Linked DNA regions of Mus musculus: region 1 is linked to region 2. Evidence: chromatin loops called from intact Hi-C (ENCODE). Cell type or tissue: gastrocnemius. All regions are shown on one strand. Each heading gives the region's core, and the rest is flanking DNA. Links, peaks and the distances in the headings are about the cores only. Region 1 has its middle 25 kb from the start of Mir7214. Region 2 overlaps 9630028I04Rik (RIKEN cDNA 9630028I04 gene).

Region 1 (5,367 bases), core at 123-5,122, 52 kb after region 2:
AGCCAAAATTTGGTACCAACCTCTTTTAAACCGGGTTTATCTCACAGGAAACTCAGAAATGGTCAAGCTGGACCTTACCCTGCAGTGCCTCTGCACCAAGCGATGCCCATACTGAATTTGTACAATCACAAACTAGTATGCACAGTTATGAGTGCATACTTAGAGGCTGTGCACTCGCCCTTATTTTCTAAAACGAACAGTTTTTTCAGCAGGGGCCCTCCCGCCATGTGTCTGATTCCTGGCTGAAACACGTGGCAGCTCTCGGCTTTGCAGATAAAGTTTTTTATACCATCTTTATTATCCAACATAAAACATAGAACATTTATTCATACAGACTGGACACGAACATACATGAATTGAACACGAGAACAGATTGGTGCACCGGACATTAGACAAGACACAAAAGGTAACAGAGTACTCCTGCTATAAGGCCCAGAGAGATATTTCTCTCTGCTTTTTGGGACATTTTCCTCCCTTATGATGCATTTTTTATTAACTGGGGCAATCCGCCTATTCCTTTTAATAAACCCTTTCTTTTCTCACACCTCATGTAGCTTCGGAGAGCTACGGCCTACCGCCTATTACCCAGCTCCTCACTGCTGAACCTAAGTGAACCAGCGCCCGGGTTTAACGCTGTCTCAGCTTAGCCCATACCTTTTCCGGTATGAATTTCCTTTATCCTTTATTTTATGGAGCTCCGAACCAGCAGCGTCTCTTCCAAAAATCCTTTGCCGTTTCTCAGCCCCACGTTGGGCGCCAATTGTTGTGGCCGGCCAGCAGACCACAACCTGGGTTCTAGCCTGGAAAGGCATTTTGGAAACCTGGAAGAGAAGAGGGGCTAGGTGGCGAGAGAAAGGAATGTAGCCAAGATAGTTACTCTGATCAAGGCTCAAATTTTATTGTTGCGACACTAGTTATGAAGGAAGGGGGAGGGGACCCGATTCCCGCCGAATAATCTCGGGTCCAGTAGAAAGGTGCACGTGTGTGGCTCCTCAGGTTCCAGCAGTGGGCGTGGCAGAACGAATGAGCAGGAAGCTTCACCCCGAGCAAGCAGGTTTCAGGCTGGGGGAGGGGAGACTACACGCGGCGGCAGGTCACATGGTGAAAATGGTGGGCAGTGACGCTCCACCCCCAATTATGCTCAGCCCCACTGGCCTTTGTGTGGGCCCAGCCATTCCTCTCAGCAGCAGAGACTCGATGGCATGTAATGTGCCTCCCGGTGGGGTGGGGACTGCTGTGGGGACCTCGGTGCGAGTACTGGCATGGTCATGACTAACGCTGCAGTTAGGGGTGGAAAGGAGAAGACGCTCACCACTGCATTCGCTTGGATCCGCTGGCATCTGCTGGAATCCTCTGGGATCTAGCGGCTGTTGGTGGTCCTGCTATCCCGGTTTCTGCACCAAAATGATGTATTAAGATAGCCGATAACACCAAAAGACACGCTAAGCCAAGGCGGTGCCACGTGAAAGAGGTTTATTGTGAGGGAGAGACAAAGAAAGGGGTGGCAGGGTGAGCAGAAGGGGAGGAGAGAGAGAGAGAGAGAGAGAGAGAGAGAGAGAGAGAGAGAGAGAGCAATAGCCAGGTATGCTCCTCCCCACAATTACCTGATAGTCCAGCCCACTATAAAAAGAGCTGCTTGGCCCCTCCTTGCTCTCCCTAAGCTCTTCCTCTCCTCTCTATCCCTCCTTCTCTCTCTCTCCCCCCCCCCCACATGTGGCCATGGCCTGCCCCTCTCTTTCTACCTTCTCTATTCCCCCTGCTTTCTACAATAAAGCTCTAGAACCATAGACTGCCTCTGTTCAAGGCCTGCTGTGCTTGAACGATGGGATAGGCTTTCCCCTAACGAGCCGCATCTAACCTCCCGCCAGAAGGTCTTCCTGTGCTCTAGCCACAGACCGGACCAAGGACTCTCGCTCACGTGGAAACCACCCAGCGTCCCTCTTCTCCTGCCCTCTCCTCTCTTTAGCCTGACTGAGCTGCCCCCGGGGGGCCCCCATTTTGTTCTCAGTTCTTCCACGGTGTCCAGCATGAGATGCCCACGACTGAGAAACTGGTACCTAGACTGCCCCTTGTCCACCACCTGCCAAGCTGGAGTTCGTGGCTTCACACAGCCGGACACCCACCCGGGGCCTCGTGGAAAGCATGTGGCAGTCAGTCCTTCCATGTCTGCCCTCCCAGAGCACCAGAATTCTGGCGGGACTCGGATTTTTCCCCACTCCCCTTTATACCCCTGGTGCCCACTGTCCCGCAACCAGTCAGTGACTCTTTAGGCCCCTTGCCCTGACATGCGGGGGCCCTCAGTCTTTTCCATTCTGTGAGTAGTAAAAGATGCAGGGACTCTCCAGGGGCAGGTAGGTGGCTGCCCGTGCTGTCTCATCCCGGTGGCCCAGGTGTCAGTGGGTGGCAGGCCGGTAGACTACAAGCAGGTGTTTCTGGTTGGTTCCCTGCTGAGTACATTACATAACTTATTAACTCCTGGCTTGGGCAGAGCAGCCAGGACCCTGAGTGCCCTTCAGAGCCGACAGGGGCAGGACTGTGCTAATTGAGAGCTTAATTAGTTTTCCCAGTGGAGGCCGCTGCCAGCGCCTTCCTTCCTCTGCCATCTGGCCATTTATCTGCCCCTGGCGGGGTCCACTTCACATGTCCTGGGGTCCCTGACGGCCCTGCATCCTGCTTGCCTGTGCCCCTTACGCACCCATAGGACACTCCTTGGGCCCCTGCCAGGTCTCCTGCCCTGGGAACAGGAGTCATCGCGCTCTAACTCAGGCCCCATCAGGCCCCACAGCATCGGCAGCTGGGAAAGAGCAGCCTCCGTGTTCCATGAGCAAAATACCAGAACAGCAGAGTGAGAGCAATGACGAGCCGTCCTGCCTCCATCTTGGGGTGACAGCCATCTTATAGTAAAGACAAACTAGGCTCATTCCTGCTTATGATTAAATCTGTTTCTCAAGGTCTGGGCTAGGCCCCACCTGTAACCTTAACTACAAACCTTTCTGCAGTGCCTGCTCCAGGAATGGCAATCGTGTCTTTGTTTCTAAAAGTTGTTTGTAACCATCTTGCAACCGTACCTTTGTTCTGAAAGTTTCTGTGACCCCTAATGTCAAGACTCCCTTGCTGGGCCCACCTTGTCTGTGTCTCAGGAGGGACTAACTTGTCAGGCTTCTGTTCTACACCTGTAACCCCACCCATTTTGCCCACCAAATCCCCCACTTCAAAATCCCCTACTTGTAAACTATAAAAGGCTTGTCTTCCTCACACCTAGTGCTGACCTCTCAAAGCCTGCCTTACAGGGACCGCAGCCCGTGCACATGAATTTTTAAAAGCCTGCTTTAATTAATTGCTTGCTTTAATTAATTGCTTCGGCCATGATGATTTGGGTTGGTGGTCTTTCTCCTCTCATTTTGGGATTAACAGGAACTCATCAAGGCGATTTCATAAGGGCTGTCCCATGACCCAAGCTGGGCAAGCCAGCAGCACACAGCCAGGGGGCCTCTTTTATCCCTAATGCAAGGAGGCCAGGCTGTTCCTCATGGGCTCAGCCTTATTGTCAACTCTTGACTGGTTAATTTATTTGGAAAGCACAGGAAAGAAATGAAGGGGGTGAGGCCAGCCACTCTGGGTATCAACTTCCAGGAATACAGCAGGGCTTTTGTGGGAACAAAAGTTCTAATGAGTTGTGGGAGATTAAAAGCTTTACCTCTAATCCTGGCACTCGGGAGGCAGAAGCAGGTAGATATATGAGTTCAAGGCCAGCCTGGTCTACAGTTTGAGTTCCAAGACACTCAGGGCTACACAGGGAAACCCTATCTCAGCAAACAAACAACAAAAAATCCCAAACAGGCATACATACAAAACCACCTTAGGAACAGATTCAAGTTCACTTTTCTTTTTTAAAGATTTCATGTATGTAGGTATATTGTCGCTGTCTTCAGACACACCAGAAGAGGGTATCGGATCTCATTACAGATGGTTGTGAGCCACCATGTGGTTGCTGGGAATTGAACTCAGGACCTCTGGAAGAGCAGCCAGTGCTCTTAACCACTGAGCCATCTCTCCAGCCCCCTTCCATTCACGTTTTCAAGGTGGGGGACTTACCCTCGACAGGCCAGATAGAAAAGTCCATTTCTCACTCAGCCTTGGGTCGGCGGCAGCAGTGGCTGGAGCTGCACCTCCCACATTAACTTTTTACTTATAAGCAATGACAAACCACCTTGCTTGTAGGAGATGAGCTACATGTGTCTGCCTGGGTCCCTGACTCATGCCCCTCTCTGGACGTGCTTTCCTGACCTCAGCCTAAAGCAGAACCCAGGACAGGTTCCGAGAGGCTATAAGGCGGGCCCAGCACTGTGGCTAGGCAGTCGGCCTCTCAGCAGCCAGGAGGGATTACTGAAGCCAAGCTGGAAGGACCACGAAAAGAGCCAGCAGCCAGAGCAGCTGGGCTGTCTCCTTAGGTCTGGGTGACCAGGCAGGGGCACTCGGGGGCCAGCTTCTGGCTGGCTGTGAGGCCTGCTGGCCACTTCACCTGCTCCCCCTGGACCCCTGTGCCACACAGAATCTGAACGTAGCCTCACTTGTGTCCTCTTGTCACAGTGCCCAGCCCAAGTCGTGGTCTGATTACGGGGTTCAGACATATACGTCCAGTCCCGGCCTACCAGTAATCAGGGCCCTCCCTATCCTGTCTCCTGATGCCCAGAGCTCAGGACTGCATTTTGCCACGAATGCACCAGTGTTCCCGAGTCTGCTCTGTAGTGAGATGAGACCACAGGTGGCCTAGCTCTTTGCCAGCTGTAGAAGAGCTAGGATGCTGCCTGCCTCAGACAGAAGCTAAAAGAACACTGGCGTTCCCCCTCTCCCATACTTCCAACAGTGCTCTGAAAGTCTAGCGTCCTTGGCCCACCCATCTCCCTCTTTCTCCTTCTAGGTTAGTCTGGGCAGCTCTGGACCAGGCCAGTGTATGCCTTTCCCTTCTAAAGGCCATTTTCCCATCTGGGCATGCGGCTGCCTGCTGTCTGAGGCAGCTGAAAATTCTCACGCATCGCTTTGATTTATGGCTCTAGTTAATTCTCGAGGAGGCCCATGAGATGCCCTGAGTGCAGGGGCCTAGATGGGACAAATCATTTAACAGGTGGTTAAATATTCTCTGAGGTCTGAGGGGCACGGGAATGGTGCAGAGGAGGGCCAGGCAGGGGGAGGTGGGGGAGGGTGCAGATGCTTCAGGGCCTGAGCCAATCTGCCAGTTCTGTGCCTGGAGGCAGCACCTGGGGCTCTTTCTACCCTGGCCTCTCTAGGCTAGTATGGGGCACTGACTGGTGGCCAGGCTGGCCCCTACCAGATGTATGCTCCAAATGATATCAGCTGTTCTGTCTG
Region 2 (5,367 bases), core at 114-5,113:
CTTCTGCAAGGTGCTTACCCCCACCTAACACCACATGGGTGGTCTGCAGGTCTGGGTGCTGCGGTCGTTATGGCCGCTCCCACTGGATCTCCATCCCAGGAGGTTGACATTTATTTCCCAGCCTAGCCACAGGGTCTCTATATCTTCAGGCTAGCCTGGGTGACACAAGCTGACGGTCTGGGGGTGAGTCAGGGAAGATTGGGGAGATAGCTGGCAGCCAAGGCCCGAGACGGAGAGGCCACACGTTACTCATCCCTACCTCAGCCCCCTCCTCACTCACCCCTGCTGGAGCATCTTCACTAGGCCTACAGAGTCCAGAGTCCTTGAAGGCTCCCAGTCACTATTGTGATCCCAAGAAGGCAAGGAGATTTCACCACGAGAAGCTGCCCAGCCCTGGCCACCACCCTTGGGGAAACAGGCCTAGAATTGGGCTCCTGCAAAGCCACATATTGTCTGTGTGACTCATGGTGAGTTGCTCGGTTCTCTGGGTTAATTTGTTTGCTGGGCCCCTAGGCCAGGTTGATACAGATAGATAGTGGGGTTGGGGGTGGGGGGAATGTGTGGTTGGGATTATTTCCAAATTCTTATGTCCTGGAGAAAGCAGTTGAATGGATAACGAGAAGGAAAAAAGAGGGGGCTGGAGGGATTGCTCAGTGGTTAGAGCACTGGCTGTTCTTCCAGGGCTCCTGAGTTCAATTCCCAGCACCTACATGGCGACTCACAACTCTCTATAATTGTGGTCCCATGGGATTCAATGCCCTCTTCCGGTGTGCAAACGTATACACATAAACATGTACATAATACCCAGGTACAGAAAATACATAAATAAATCTTTAGCCAGGCACCACCACCTTTAATCCCAGCACTAGGAGGGCAAAAGCAGGTGGATCTCTAAGTTCAAGACCAGCCTGGTCTACAGAGCAAGTTCCAGAACAGCCAGGGCTACACAGAGAACCCCTGTGATTGTGGGGTTGGCATGGGAGGGGAGGTACACTTCCAAGGGAAGTGGGTTGAAAGTAGCACGGTTAGCCGCCCCACAGCTCCCACACAGTTCATGGGTCATTTGCATTATGCACAGACTTCCTTTCACATTTGCATGTATTTGCATGCGCTGGCTTTCCAGAGCCGGCTCGCTCTGTTCCCAGCCTCGGCCTTGGTGAGTGACTGCAGGGTGTCGTGTGTGGGGTGGGGGCAGGTTCCAATTCTTTGCAAACTGGTTTCTTTTATAAACTAATTTTGCAGCTGGTGTAAAACAAACAAAAAGTCTTTAGAGCTCACTCCCTGCCTCGAGTCCTGGCCCCAAGAAGGTGAGTTAGAACCCCTTCTGTGAGGGCAGGACTGCTTGAGGTGACTCCTTCTTTGAGGGTTCAAAGGCATTTCTGGGCTTGCCTGGTCCTCTGTCCCCACCTTGGCTTCTGCCTCAAATTCACCTCTCTCTTCTGCGAAGCCCCTTGGATTACGTGGGATGAGGCTTTTCTATCAGATACTGTACGCTTTTTGTTTAGGACAAAGAATTAAAATCTCTTTGTTTTATGCCAATGTTTAAACCCCTCATGCAGCAAACTCTGTTTATATGTAGGCTCCTGCTGCGTTCCAGGGATCGGATGACCCAGAGCAGTGACCTCCTCCCCTCCACTTCCTGTGTGCCAATTCCTTTTAGACCAGCCAAATGGAAAATAAAACTTACTGCCTTTCCAGTCTCTGTGTTCCATCTTCCAATTGGACCTTGCTGATCAAGAGTAATCTGTGCCTTGCCTGGACACTTCAGTTGCAGTAGTTGTAGCTGGCCTATGCTACTTTGTGGGTTCTTCTTTTTTCCACCTTTTATGTCCCTAGTTTGACCCCCTATCACTAGATAGGGGAGAAAGAAGGATAGGAGGGAGAGAGAGAGAGAGAGAGGGAGAGAGAGAGAGAGAATTCTTTCCTTTTGTCTCTTTTTTGAGCATGACTACACGCCCCCCCCCCAACACCTGAACACCACCTACCCTGCTTCTCCAGGTTCTAGCATCTATATACCCTCTGAAAAGTTCCCAGAATTCCAAATGTCACACAAACGCAGAAACTATCTGCAGTTGGCAAAACCACGCCTCTGCTAGAGCCTGAGGCAAATCATAGTCAGCTGCTGCAGACAGTCTGAAGCAGCCCCAGACCCCAAATACCTGCGATTAAAACAAAAACGCATTCCTATAATACTCCTGTATGTGTGTTTTCTAAAGAAACCAAAATCCCAGAATTCTAACTACAAGTAGTGGCCTCTTTCTTTGCAACTCCAAACTTATTCCTAACAGATTACACTACATCTTCTTCCCTTCTGGGCCTCCCAGATCTTCTGGATTGAGCATCCAGACTGTGCTAGCCCGAGAGGCCGGGCCGGGGAAGCTTTAACTATCTGCACATCGCGCAGGCCTGCCAGAGCATGTTTCCAACAGAACCCCAGCAGCTCCACCTGGCTGGATCTCTGGTCTGGATGTGGACCAATCAGCTGCAGCCAAGAGGCAGGATCAGAGATACAGCCTGTGGACAAAGAGGGACCAGATCTTTTAGGTCCTCCCCTCCAGGCCCAGCTTTATACAAGCTTGTTCTCCTCTTTCCCACTGTCCCTAACCCAGGACCACATAACCTGAGGAAAGTTGTCCCTTCCTCCTCCTGGTCCCATTTGCTTGTACATCCTCCACAGCCTTATTTACTGTTTGTGAGTCAGTGGTTGCCTACAGCCTCAAACTCACCATAGAGTAGAAGATGCTTTGAACACTTGATCCTCCTGCCTCCACCCCCAAACGCTGGGATTACAGGGTGTGTTACCACATCTGGTCCATTTGGTTTTTAAAACAGGGTCTTGGCTATGCAGCCCTAACTGCCTTAGCTCAAGGTCCTCCTACGTCTGCCCTCTGGATGCTGTGATGAGAGGCTTGTGCTACTGGCCGGGGTCCAAGCAGTCCTCCTGATGCACTCACGGGGCTCCTATTTCCACTTCAAGATTTGAAGGGCTCTGTGCACAGCCACAGTTGCTCAGAGAGTCACCACCTGCCTTTCTTGGCTTGCCTCCAGGGCCTTCCATCTCTTTCTCCTAGCCTCAAGGCCACAGCACCCCAGGCTTTTGGTCCAGTTCCTCAAAAAACCGCACCCACAGCTTTTCCTCAGGCTCTGTTCCCACTGTTCCTTTGGCTGGGGTCCTTCAAGGCTGATGGGAAATGCCGCCTTCCCTCTGGCTGCCTTTCCCCGATTCCTCAGGTGGAATTAATCGCCACCTGTGTTCCCATTGTACCTGTAAACACTTCCGAGCCAGCTCGGCCACCCATCTATTAAGGCTGTTTTATCTGTCCTGCTTCCCAACGGTGGTTCTTAAGTGCCCAGACAATGGAGACTATCTGATTCATTTAAAATTTTGCTCTGCACACAGTAGGCACACAATGCATGCTTGTTATGTTGAATAGATAATTGCCATTCACATCATGCATGAAGTGCTGGCTTTCTTTTCAAACGTTAGAAATTACTATGAGAATATCCCCCCTCCCCCGCTGTATAAAGTCCCTGACAAGACCTAAGTGGATAAGCGGAGTGGAAGCCCCACCCACTGGCTCCCCAGCTGGAGCCTGGGCAAGGCCAGGAGCTTCGCTTTGGTGCCAGATTCTTCTAAGAAGGCCCTGTCCCTCCAGCAGCATCTGCACTCCTTACCAAGGCAGGCTCCTAGCCACAGCCCGCAGGCTGATTCCAGTTTAGTCTTCAAACAAGGCTCAGGGTGAGGCCACTTGAGGTCCCCAGACAGACCCAGCTCCATCTCAAGGGCTCAGCCAGGGCTTTCCCCAAAGTAGGAGTGCTGTCATAGACCCCACATAATGTATTAGACCAGAGCCCCCAAGTCAGCTAATTTCCTGGGCTCTTTCCTGCCGCTCTCGGTTGGCCGAGGGGTTGGGGGTGGGGTGGGGAGGTGGAAGCTGCCTCTGCCCGGGGTAGAGGGCAGGGTTCTTGAAGACAGTGACTTGATTTGGAAGGCTGGGGTTGTAGCTTTTTTGGGTAGAATGCTTGCCTAGCATGCTGGGTTCCCCCAGAACACACAGAGCAGGCGTGATGGTGCTGGGCAGAGAAGGATCAAAGATGCATTATTCTTGGCCACACAGGGAGCTTGAGGCCAGCCTCTCAGCCTGGTTTGATGGCACATGCTTGCCTTTAAATCCCAAAATTAAAAGTCAGAAGCGGCAGAGCTGTGTGAATTTAAGGCCTACCTGTTCGACATAGCAAGTTCCGGGCCAGCCGGAGGTGCATAGGGAGACTTTAGCTTGACGGGGAGGGGTGTCATCTCTGATTTTTCAAGCAAGACTCACCAGCTAAAATAAAACAGCATTCTTCCCTACAGCTGTGTTTGGAGCTACCTTAGTTCACGTTGTGGACAAAGAGACTCTTTAGGGGGGACAGCATCAATTTTCAAAGAGGAAGGACTGAGACCCCCAAATATTATCAAAGACTTTCATTCTACCATTCAAGCTTTTTTTCTTTTGATGTTCTGAGAGACTGAGCCAAGTCTTGTGTATGCCATCATGCCCCGTGCTTGCCATGCAGAACCAACCACTTCCCATCAAGTGCTTCCCGTTTTGTGCATTAAGGCCGAGGAACAAAAATCTACCTCAGAACTACACTCTCAGGAGAGAATTGTAACAAACGTCCATTAGGCGCCTTCTCTCTGCTGGGCATGCTTCCAGATGCTGGGTGTACGTCGGCCAAGAGAACTGGCATAAACAGCCAGCCTGTTGGAGTTTCCGTTCTGCTGGGGAAATGCGCAACACACACACACACACACACACACACACACACACACACACACACACACGCACGCACAGGCACACACGCACACACACCACATGAACACCAACTAAAGTACCTGGTGAGGAGAAGTAGGGTGAGGTCTGAGCTCTCTAGGCTGAGCCCTGCAGGCTCCTGCTGAGAAGCAGAAGCAGGCGTTTCCCAAGGTCCAGCCCAATGCTGGGTGCTGAAGTACTTCCCACTTCTAGACAGAGACCAGACCAATCACAGGCGTGATGTGCCATGGATGGGGGTGTGAGCTGCAGGTGGCTGGGGCAGGGGAAGACAGCGGATAAGGGACTTGGAGTGTGTGTTGGCTGGCTTTTGTCAACTTGACACAGACCTAGCGATATCTAGGAAGGGATTCCTCAATGAGAAAATGACTACATCAGATTGGCATTGTCTGAGGGCATTTTCTTGATTAATGACGGTGGGAGGGCCCAGCACACTGTGGGTGGTGGCAGCCCTGGGCAGGTGGCCTTGGGATGTCTAAGAAAGCAAACTGGGCAAGCCAGGAAGAGCAAACTAATGAGCAGCTGTCCTCTGTTTCTCTCTGGTGTCTGCTTCAGT

The links. Peaks named below come from ENCODE experiments on the same cell type or tissue, not always from the same donor. Only the 100,000 strongest peaks of a DNase experiment are listed, where the experiment ranks them.
Region 1: a loop joins it to region 2, with 2.0 times the contacts of the local background. A loop is called at or near these places in 2 of 42 quality-filtered maps.

The regions. Positions count from the first base shown.
Region 1 is chr17:27,289,271-27,294,637 of GRCm38, forward strand. No RefSeq gene overlaps it. Among named protein-coding and RNA genes, the nearest start is that of Mir7214, 25 kb to the right of the region's middle. In gastrocnemius, for the core only: no CTCF peak of the experiment used is centred there; DNase peaks (open chromatin) are centred at 2,031, 2,616, 4,502 and 4,708.
Region 2 is chr17:27,237,698-27,243,064 of GRCm38, forward strand. 9630028I04Rik (RIKEN cDNA 9630028I04 gene) reads right to left here. Exons shown (of 3, transcript NR_131118.1): 2 at 1,688-1,851. Among named protein-coding and RNA genes, the nearest start is that of 9630028I04Rik, 7.7 kb to the right of the region's middle. In gastrocnemius, for the core only: no CTCF peak of the experiment used is centred there; DNase peaks (open chromatin) are centred at 2,448, 3,036, 3,599 and 4,699.